Linked DNA regions of Mus musculus: region 2 is linked to region 1. Evidence: chromatin loops called from intact Hi-C (ENCODE). Cell type or tissue: left cerebral cortex. All regions are shown on one strand. Each heading gives the region's core, and the rest is flanking DNA. Links, peaks and the distances in the headings are about the cores only.

Evidence for each region. Peaks named below come from ENCODE experiments on the same cell type or tissue, not always from the same donor. Only the 100,000 strongest peaks of a DNase experiment are listed, where the experiment ranks them.
Region 2: it touches region 1 in a loop (5-fold over the local background); 27 of 42 quality-filtered maps call a loop at or near these places.

The regions. Positions count from the first base shown.
Region 1 is chr11:113,628,127-113,633,496 of GRCm38, reverse strand. It overlaps a transcript of Slc39a11 not described here. Among named protein-coding and RNA genes, the nearest start is that of Sstr2, 11 kb to the right of the region's middle. In left cerebral cortex, for the core only: a CTCF peak has its summit at 2,634 (motif pointing right); a DNase peak (open chromatin) is centred at 2,669.
Region 2 is chr11:113,185,371-113,190,740 of GRCm38, reverse strand. The region is part of intron 1 of 2610035D17Rik (RIKEN cDNA 2610035D17 gene); the gene reads left to right. Among named protein-coding and RNA genes, the nearest start is that of 2610035D17Rik, 14 kb to the left of the region's middle. RefSeq lists an enhancer at 4,557-5,370. In left cerebral cortex, for the core only: no CTCF peak of the experiment used is centred there; a DNase peak (open chromatin) is centred at 2,309; H3K27ac peaks cover 593 bases.

The DNA of each region.
Region 1 (5,370 bases), core at 64-5,063:
TGAATGAGAATTGCACACCCGTGAGGACACGTGTGTACACACACACACACACACACACACACACACACACAAACAGAGGCTCATATGTGTGAATACTTGGTCCCCAGTTGGTGGAACTGTTTGGAGGGATTAGGCAGTGTGGTCTCATTGGAAGAGGCGAGTCACTGGAGATGAGCTTCGAGGTTCCAAAAGCCCAACCCCAACCCCATGCATTCTCTGCGCCCTGCTCGTGGCTTGAGCTCTCAGCTGTTCCTGCCTCCATGCCTTTACCCTGCCATCATGGATTCAAACCCTCTGGAGCTCTAAACCCGACTAAGCACTTTCTTCTATAAGCTGTCTTATAGAAGAAACTGTATACCTTTGGGGAAAATATCAGCTTCCTTGGCAATGAACTTAACTCTGGGGACAGGGTATCCTAGCCTATAAGGCACAGGGGTCACTGACCATGTTTGGCATGGCTAGTGCCCTGCTGTCCATGGTGCGATTGATGGCCAGTTACCTCAGCCAGTTAATGGTGGATTTTGCTTCTGCGGCACTAGTTACTGCCCTCAGGGGCCCCTGCCCCAGCCCTTTACAGCATCTTCTTTGTGAGGAGCTGCATGTAAGAATGACAAGGTCTTTGATACTAATAAGTACTTGCCCCTGGGCTGAGCTCTCTGTTGACCTCCATGTTACTTTCTTCTTCAGTGGCTTCTACTGCCAAGGGACCTTCTCCATTGCTTAGGCAACTGGGGTCTCTGCCACAGTATAGCAGATGGACCAGGCCGTGGCACGGCACTTCTGATTCCTTCATGAGTAACCCCTGTATCGTATCACCTCCTCTCCCCTTGCTTTCTCTGTCTCTGTCTCTGTCTCTGTCTGTCTCTCTCTTCTTTCTTATCTTTTTATGTTAGTTTGATGTGTCACTTGCACATATGTCTGCATACCACACGCATGTCTATGGCTCACAGAGACCAGAAGAGGGCATCAGATTCTCTGGATCTGAAGTCAAAGATTGTTTGAGCCACAGTGCTGGGAAGCCAGGTCTTCCGGAAGAGCAGCAAGTACTCTTGACCTCTGAACCATCTCTCCAGCCCCTCGTATCACATCTCCTAACAGGCCTTGTGAAAAGGCCAGACAGTTGTATCTGTAAACCAGGACGTTCCTTTTCTGCTTCCGGTTCTGGTGGCAGGAGCAGTCGAAGTGAGCAGTTCTCCCTCCTGGAGACCAGTATCCCAGCAAAGAAGTCCGGTCCCTCCCCTCCCCACCTGTGTCAGGGAGGGGGTGGTTTCAAAGTGAAGCCTGCCCCCCACCCATGTGTCAGCTCGGTATCTGCACTGGAAGCTGACCCTGTGCCTTCAGCTCCCTCCTGCTTCCGGGCTCTGTCCTACGGGAGGCAGGTGCTCCCTGAACCAGACTGGGATCCAACCCTCACATTTCATTTAAATGACAGTATACTCTTAGGAGAATCAATACTGCTTTCCAGTGGGTTTGGCTAGGGCTTGGTTAATATTTAGCCCTGTTTTCAGGCGTAGTCCAGATGCGAACAGCCCGAGACGTCTCTAGGAGAACAAGTGGCTCACCCACTGGTGTTCAACCCCTCTGAGTGCAGGAAGGGGTGGGTAGTATTGGCATGGCTATGGGGGGCCGTCTTTGTCTTTGAGACAGTATTCTCAGCCCAGTGGTTGCCGAATCCAATTGGTAATGGCAGCTACAGAAGACTGCCATCCTCGTCCCTACATGAGCTTCTAGGAAAAAAAAAAAAACAAGAAATGAAGAGACTCTGCCAATGGGATTGTCCCCAGGAATTTGTGCACAGAGGGAAAAGAAACTCTAAAAGAAAGATTTGCGTTGATAGAACATTTGCCGGGGAATTAATTATTTTGAAGCTGGCAAAAAATGTGGTTGAGTCAAGTGACCGATTCCAAGTCATTACGTACAAGCTCAAGAGCTGTGCCTGTCGGCACTTACCCTGAGAGGCTGCACACACACACACACACACACACACACACACACACACACACACACACACACCAGAAGCGGAAATCAGATTTTTCAGCCACACCCTGCAACTGCCTGGATCCACAGGCTTTACTTCTACAGCAAGGCAGAAAAGCTCGACTCTCACCCATTGTGACTTCCCTTGGTTGGACAGTCACCCTTGGAGCTGGTTGTGGAGGGGGCATAGACCTCAGCCGCCATTGCCTATCCACCTACCCCAGTGTTCATGCTGCACACCTCACATTTGGGAAGCTGGAGCCAACAGTGTCTGCAGGCAGCGCTTGTGCTCTGCCACACAGAGGAGGTCAGATGTGTGTAAGTAAACAGGCTCTACTGGTCCACGGAGTCCCCTCTGCCTTCGGGTCTACGGAGTCCCCCTGCCTGCTGCGGGGTCCACGGAGTCCCTTCTTCCTACCATTTCACCTCCACTGTCCTCGTCACATCTGGTGCATGTTCTAAACTAAGACACGAACCCTGTACAGAATTCATCTCCATGCCCAAGGTTATTCAGCTCCAATCCTTCTATTGGGAGGCGAGTAGTAGTCTGTAAAACGCACCATCAGGGATCACAAAGTCAATCCGAGGCATTTTTTAAAAAAAGATTTATTTTACTTTTAATTATGTTCATTTGTGTGCGTCTGAGTGCAGGTGTTCACAGAAGCCAGGAGAGGGCATCAGATCCATAGAGTTGGAGTCCCAGGTTCTGATGAGCAGCCCGACGTGGGTCCTTAGAACCAAACCAAACTCTGCAAGAGTAGCAAGTGCTCTTAACTGCTGAGCTAGTCTTCCAGCCCTGATGTATTATTTTTTATTGTATCCACTTCCCCTTTATCCATCGGATCTGTCTTCATAATGTTGGATTGGAGCTAAGAGTAACTTTTTGAACTAAAACTGTGTTAACATTTACATTAAAAGATTTCTTCTTCTTCTTCTTCTTCTTCTTCTTCTTCTTCTTCTTCTTCTTCTTCTTCTTCTTCTTCTTCTTCTTCTTCTTCTTCTTCTTCTTCTTCTCCTTCTCCTTCTCCTTCTCCTCCTCCTCCTCCTCCTCCTCCTCCTCCTCCTCCTCCTCCTCCTCCTCCTCCTCCTCCTTCTTGATAAAAGAAATCCAGAAAACAAGTCATCTTCAGAATAGATGCTTCAGAGGCTGGAGAGATGGCTCAGTGGTTAATATCACTGGCTGTTCTTATAGAGGACCCTAGTATTCACAAGGTTACAACTATCTGTAACTCCTACACCAGGACATCCAATGCCCTTTTCTGGCTCCCACAGGCACCAGGCATGCACATGGTACACAGCCATGCATGCCAGCAAAACATTCATATGTATAAAATAAAGTAACATATTTTTTAAAATTTAATTAAATTATAAATATAGGTAGACTAGCAGGTAAAACATAAATTTTCATATCACGAAATCTGATGGCTTATCTGGATGATTTATTAATCTTGTGTGTTTGTGTATGGGTTGTGTGTGTTCATGTATATGCATACTATGTGTTGGCAGGGTATGTGTGTGTGTGGGGGGGTGTGGTGTGGTGTGGTGTGGTGTGGTGTGGTGTGTCAGCCTTGAGTGTTGAACACTAGGCACATCTATTCTTTGTTTGAGACAGGGTCTTATTGGCCTGGATCTTCACCATGTAGGACAGGCTAGTTGTCCAATGAGCTTCCAAGGGTCCATGGCTCTCTACCTCCCAGCTCGCCGTTGCTAGAATCACAAGCCCATGACTTGCACTTGACTTTTTTGTGTGGATTCAGGCGATTGAACATAGGTTTTCAAACTTGTGAGATCACCTCCGAGCCCTGTATCACTGATATTAAAGTCCTCTTTTTTTCTGCCTTCAAATGACCATCCTGTTGCTGAGTAACCCCAGACACAGCTTAGACATTCCATCTTGGGGTTATGGGTGGCTTCTTAGGATCAAAGCCTTGTTGGAGGCAATTTCTCAAGCTATGGGGACAGGAGCACTATAGCCTTACTCGGACCTGTCTTCCCGAAATGATTGCTACCATTCTGAGTTTCTTAGAGCCATTTCCTATGTGAGGGGGGGGAAAAGGCATTTTTTTCAAAGACGAATATTTCCAACTGTGGCAATGGTGAAGGTGAATCTGTAGCTCTTCCTTCCAATCCCCCCCCCCCATCTGTATCAAAAAGAACAGGAAGTAGTGGCTCTCTATTTGTTATGGCTGCCAAGAAGCCAGCCCGAGGCTGAACTGGTAACTAACTTTGCCTTTGGTAACAGTCTGGGATTTTTCTGAATGCACTTGTCATTGTCGTCGTTGTCTTCTTCTTCTTCTTCTTCTTCTTCTTCTTCTTCTTCTTCTTCTTCTTCTTCTTCTTCTCCTTCTCCTTCTCCTTCTCCTTCTCCTTCTCCTTCTCCTTCTCCTTCTCCTTCTCCTTCTCCTTCTCCTTCTCCTTCTCCTTCTCCTTCTCCTTCTCCTTCTCCTTCTCCTTCTCCTTCTCCTCCTCCTCCTCCTCCTCCTCCTCCTCCTCTTCCTCCTCCTCTTCCTCCTCCTCCCTCTTCTTTTTGCAACAACTGTTCCTGTAGTCTTGGTTTATGGTTGCACTTTTCCTTTTGGGTGATTTATTTGCCTATCATAAATCCCACCGAACGTATCTTTCTAAGCAATAGCAAGTAGTTTTGGGAGCCAGGTGGTATTGACATAGTCGGAGATTAACACAGCCCAGTAAGGTAAGCTAGCCATGGGTAGGGCAGTCAGCCATTCTGACCACTCAACAACCCTTGCTTATGGAGCCAGAAGAAGAAAGGGCATTTTAAAGTACAGTTGAAGTCTACATGCGGGATGCTAAGTGTCATGCTTACTGTGAACCTGGAGTGGGTAGCACCATCCACATACCTGCCCTTGAATTTCTTCATATCCTACAGCTGTGGTCAACCAAGGGGCTGAGGGCTGAATTGTTTCTTGTCTCTTGTACACAAATAGGGAGATATCACCCGTGGTGTGAGGAACCGCTTAATTAGCATATCTAATGAATAATGAACAGCCTATTTAGCATATCCAAGCATTACATTACCTGTATGACACCTCATGCATGTACAGCTGAGGAAGGTGGTGACACAGCGGTCCCAGCCTGGGAAGGGTGGGGCTCCCAACCTTCACACACACACACACACACACACACACACACCCGCACACACCTGTATACTCCTTTAGCTGGCCTTTTTTTTTTTTTTTTTTTTTTTTTTTTGTTTCTCTGTATAGCCCTGGCTGTCCTGGTGTCCCGGAACTCAATTTGTAGACCAGGCTGGCCTCAAACTCCGCCTGCCTCTGCCTCCCGAGTGCTGGGATCAAAGGCGTGCACCACCACGCCCAGCTCTTAGCTGGCCTTAATTGTTTCATAAGCACTGTTCCTGAGTCTTCATTTCTGTGA
Region 2 (5,370 bases), core at 63-5,062, 440 kb after region 1:
TTTAATTGACGTGGCTGGGAGGGTGGAGAATGGAAGTCCCGTGACCTTGAGGTTGAGGGAAGATTTGGGGTTGAAGAAGGCATCGTTCACTGTAGTAGGTGGACTTAAATCCTTCCTTCTACTGATTAAAAAAAAATATTTAGGTTTTCCTATGTGTGTGTGTGCAGATGTGTATAGATGTGTGTGTAGATTGTGTGTGCCTGCAGATGTGTGTGCGTGCAGATGTGTGCAAATGTGTGCCTGTGTGTGTGCATATGAAGGTCAGAGGACAGTGTGCAGGTAGTATGTAGATATGTGTGTGTGTAGATTGTGTGTATAGGTGTGTGTGTGTGTGTGTGTATTCCTGCAGATGAGTGTGTGCAGGTGTGTGTGTGTGTGTGTGTGTGTGCATGCATATGAAGGTCAGAGGACAACTCTCCTTGCACCTTGCTTTTGAGGCAGAATTTCTCGTTTCTACCACTACACCACTTGTGTTAACTCACATCCCGTTCTCCTGTCTGTGTGTCTGTCTTACTGTATGAGTGTTGGGGTTACAGAGAAACACCACAGCATCCGGCTTTCTACCTGGGTTCCTGGAATCAAACTCTGATCACCGGGTTTGGGCAGCCAGTGGAGCCATCTGAACCGTCTCCCCAGCCCCTACCACCCGGACCTTAGACCTTCTGTGATTTGAAAAAGTCAGCTCTGTGGTTCTCTCTGCTTGGACAGGGGCACATCTGTGCTCTCATGTTGCTGGATTTAATTGGGGGGAGAAAGTTTTCATTTTCTAACTAGAAGGCCCAATTCCCTCTGGGGTTTTTCTCTAGGAAGTGTAGAATTTGGGCTGTGGTTTCCATGGGCTTTGGTGAGGTGACTTGTATAAAAGCAGTGTGTGGACTTCAGTATGGAAGGTAGGTGGGACGAATAGCCAGCCTGGGGATGTGTTGGCTTGAGTGGCTAGAGGGAGGTGTGGGGGGAGGAAGCCAGGTGGCACCTTCTAGCTCATAAGTGTTGGGGGTCTGCAATGGCTAGTGCCAGCCCAGGACCTTGCCTGGGTCCTTCCTCTGCTACATCTCCTGCCTCCTCTTTATCCATTAAGTTAGTGAGTCTCAGCAATGACAGTGAACTTGAGGCCTATATTTTCATCCAAGGACCAGGATAAACTCATCCAGGATTGGCTTTTTATTTTTGCAAAGTTTTCTTTTGCACCCAGAATTCCTCTTCTTGATGGCTTGTAGCCATGTGTACCACTACCACCACCACCACCACCACCACCACCACCACCACCACCACGACTGTTTCATGTGCCTTGGCTCCTCTCTTTCATGGAACCATAGGTATGTGTTCTCTGGTTTTGTTGCTGCCCGATGCATCCAACTGCAAAAGCTGCCCCATTGATTTTCCACATAGGATGCTGGTCCATGTGGCTGGTCCCAGAATCCTCAGGCTTCTATCCTCCATGTTTTGTTTCTATCTACAAAGTCCTGGTCAGCCCTGGTCCCAGCCCCGTCCTTTGCTGTGACATCACAGCATAGCCTTGGGCCGCTTTATCTTCTCAGAACCTGGTGACTCTATCTATGCCTCTTTGGTTAGCGTGGACATTGAAGGTGTCTCCTCTTTCCTTAGCTGCTTCCTGCAGGCCACGGACAAGGCAGGGGATTGCTGGGGCTGATCCGAGTGGACACCTCACTCCAGGAAGACCCCTTAACTTCTTAGGCCTGTGCACAGTCACGTCAATAGAGTGAAAATACAGAACAACCGCTCGGGAGCACTTTTTATTTAAAGGTTTAGTGGGTACCGCGTCCATCCTTTCCCTGGGTGGGTATTTGGACTCTTGTGGCTTTTGGAGGGTGCCTGCTTAAGACAAGGTAACCAAGGTTCCCCTCCTTGTAAGAAAGACTTTTTTTTTTTTTTCCTCTGGTGTGCTGGTAGCTCACATCCTGGATTTGGGACGCAGATCTTGTGCTGACAGGAGACCCAGATGCCAGGAGAATTCTGCTCTGTGGAGCTGCTAAGGCCCAGCCATTCATTCAGTTGCTCCTGAGGCATAGAGAGGCCTTGTTACAGCCTGGATTGTTCTGGCCATGAGAAGGACTGCCATTCCTCCCCCTTTTCCCTCCAACTTCCCTCCCCTCCCCTTAGGAAAAACTTCACCCCCCCTCCCTTCAACATCCCTGTCTTTAAGAATTCCCTCCATTGTAGCCCTGGGACAGAGACCCTTCTGTGAGCGTGCTGGAGGCCTGTCCTGGGGACACCCCGCCCCCCCTATTAAAAGCACATTGGAACAAGCTCCCCATTCTCCTCTGGAGAGGGTCCCTCTGTCCCAGGCCAAGGGACTCTTAAGGGACCGCTTATCCTGGGACATTCAGTTTACAAAGACTCCTGCAATGTCAGATAAACTCTCTCAGCCAGCAGAGGGAGGGGGGACAGGAGGAGCACAAAACCCCCTTTATTTTCACCCCTGCAGGGAGAGCAATAAAGACTTTGTGCTGGAGAGCAGGGGTCTGAGCAAACAGAAGACGGGGGTCTGCACCGGCTTTGATGGGAAGAGCCTTGTGGGTTATTATCATTGCAGTTTGGGGGAAGTGTTGGCATGGGATGGTCAGTTGCAAGTTTTTCATCAGGTAACAGATCCTGATCCTGAAGTCCTCCTTCCCCCAATCTGGAAACTAAAAAAAAAAAAAAAAAAAAAAAAAAAAAAAAAAACCCTTTGGCAAGTTATCTTTGCTGGCCAAGGAGAAATCCCAAAGTGAAGTGGTTATATTTTTATTTTTTCCCCTATTATTTGGCTAGGGAAAACCTCCCAGTTCAGTAGACTGGGCACCAGCTGTGTAACTCTGTATGTATTTTAGAAGAGTCATGGTCTCAAGGACTTTTGGTGGCTCACTGGGGAGGGTGACCATCTATGAGTGCCGTGTGTGTGTCCCTCACTATTTAGAGCAGACCTGACTGTGGTGTGGCACAGAAATTTATTTCTCTCAGGTCATAGACACCAAAAAGTTCTACAACCAGCCATTTTTGAGAGCAGGGCATCTGAATGTTTGTTGAACAGCCACGGAGTGGAGTGGGCCCTGTGAACAACTTACCGAGCCCTATACCGTCTCGATGAGACAGGCTCATCTCACGCAGGCTTAGCAAGACTCTGAGAGGGAAATCCCCTTGCCTTGAGTTACTTCCTGAGGCTCCAGTTCCAACTCTGATGGTTCTAGACTCTCTCTCGCTCTGTGTGTGTGTGTGTGTGTGTGTGTGTGTGTGTGTGAGAGAGAGAGAGAGAGAGAGAGAGAGCGAGCGAGAGAGACAGACAGACAGACAGACAGACAGAGACAGAGAGACACAGAGAGAGACAGAGAGAGGGAGAAGGGGGGAGGCGCATAGGCACTCACCTCACAGGCTGCACTCTAACAGGGTTCGTTCATGACATCTGGGGTGTGGTGGGGCTGAATGGGTGAAGATCACAGCGATTTGTGGAGATTGCCAGGCCTGCACCTTTTAGGAGCTGACTCTGGGTTGGGCTTTATCCATGGCCTTCCTGCCTCTCCCCAGCCTCCTCAGCACAAGCTGAGCACTGGCCATTGAGATTCAAGAGAGCAAGGTGTCAGTTGGCCCTGTCTCTGGCAGGCTAAGCACACACCTGTAAGGGGATGGTGGTAGTGAGGGTTTAGCCAGCTCAGACCCTGGGAGGGAGGTGCCTGGCTGCTTTTAGGGACCTTACTGTCATAGTCTTACCATGAGGACCCTTCTCCGATGACATTTCTAGAGAGAAGGCTCCTCACCCCTCCCACCAGGAGAGGGTCCCCATGTCTGTGAGCCTTTCTTCCTGTTTGTTTTTTTTTTTTTTCCTCAAGAGGCATGGTAGGCCCTGAAGCTGTATGTGTAAGTGCACATACGCACGTGTGGTATGTATGTATGTATGTATGTATGTATGCATGCATGCACTTGTGTGTGTGTGTGTGTGTGTGTGTGTGTGTGTGTGTACTGAGTGCTGCAGAGGCAGGAGGCTCCTGAGCGCTGATCTGTACGCCTCTGCCCTTTCTTTTCTACCCCAGGAGGAGACAGGGAGCTGTGACAGGGAAAGGGCCTGTCCAGGTGGGCTTTGTGGCTGAGCTCAGAGTCCTAGCTCATGGAAGATAGCTGTGAGACTAGATGGGCTAACACTGCAGGTGTGAGGTCCTTAAAGCATCCTTGTCTAGTCAAGTGCACTGCGCCCACTGTGGGACCTGCAGCCCCGACACCAGAGGCTGCCTGGAGTATGAACCGAGGTCACCTTGGTGCAGGGTGGATCCTGCAATGCTGGGCAGTGGTGAGGAGGGGTGTTGGTGGGACCTTGTCCTCCTGCAGATGGCAGGGGCTCCTGGGCTTTGGGGTTGCGAGTCCTGAAGGAGGTGGGGTATGGCTCTCAGGAAGCCTAGTGTCTGTCCTGCCAGTGTGCTGGTGAGCGCAGGACTTCCTGCTTGAACACACGTGTGCATGCAGAAGATATCAAACTCAAGTATTCAGGATGTAGTTGGAAGCCTGCTACTTGAGAAATTCCTCATCCCTCAGCTACGGGGGCAGATCTGTACCAAGGAACTGCGCGCAGTGGCAAGCTTGGGTAGATGTTTAGGTCTGGGTAGATGCTGGTCAGAGCAGAAGAGAGGAGCTGAGGCTGTTGTCCTGAGGGTTGGGGGATGGTGCGGATCTTGCGAGTGGATGAATGCTGGGTTTTGGAGAGACATTAGCAGCCCAGCTTGGACTTGGAAGGTGGGTCCCTACTTCCTTTACATCTTCCAGAATTGGGTCTAGAATACAGGAAATGCCGTGTGTAGGCTTTTGCTAACTATGGACTCCAGGAGAGTCCCTGAGGATGGGTGGGCATGGATCGCTTCTCCCACCCACACCGTTCATTTTCATCTCCCATGGCAGTCACTGCCTCTCCTGCAGTTCCTTGGTCACTTCCTTACCATGCTGATAACACCCACCTCTTGCACATATAGGTGTTCAAGGCCTTCCAACTCAGTGCTTTGTAGAGAGTCCTATTTCATCTGTCAACCTGTAGCTTGATCAAGAGGAGGGGGAGGAGGAGGAGGAGGAGGAGGAGGAGGAGGAGGAGGAGGAGGAGGAGGAGGAGGAGGAGAGTCCTTTGGTACCCATTGGGTTGTATCTGGGTACCTTGGTCTTAACTTCTTTTGCCCTGAGTAGATGACTTGAAGTGGAAACTTAAGGGTCCTTTGGAGAGTCAGCTGTGTCGGGCGGTGTTTTGCTGGGGCAAACACAAGAAGGAGCGTTTTCTTGAAGGCAGACATAGGTGAAAGGATGTTTTGCTCCAAAGAACAATTTCTAAACTGGCTCATTTCCCCCATATCCTTTCTTTTTCACTCCCTCTGGTGGGTGGTAGGCTAAGAAGGGAGGTTA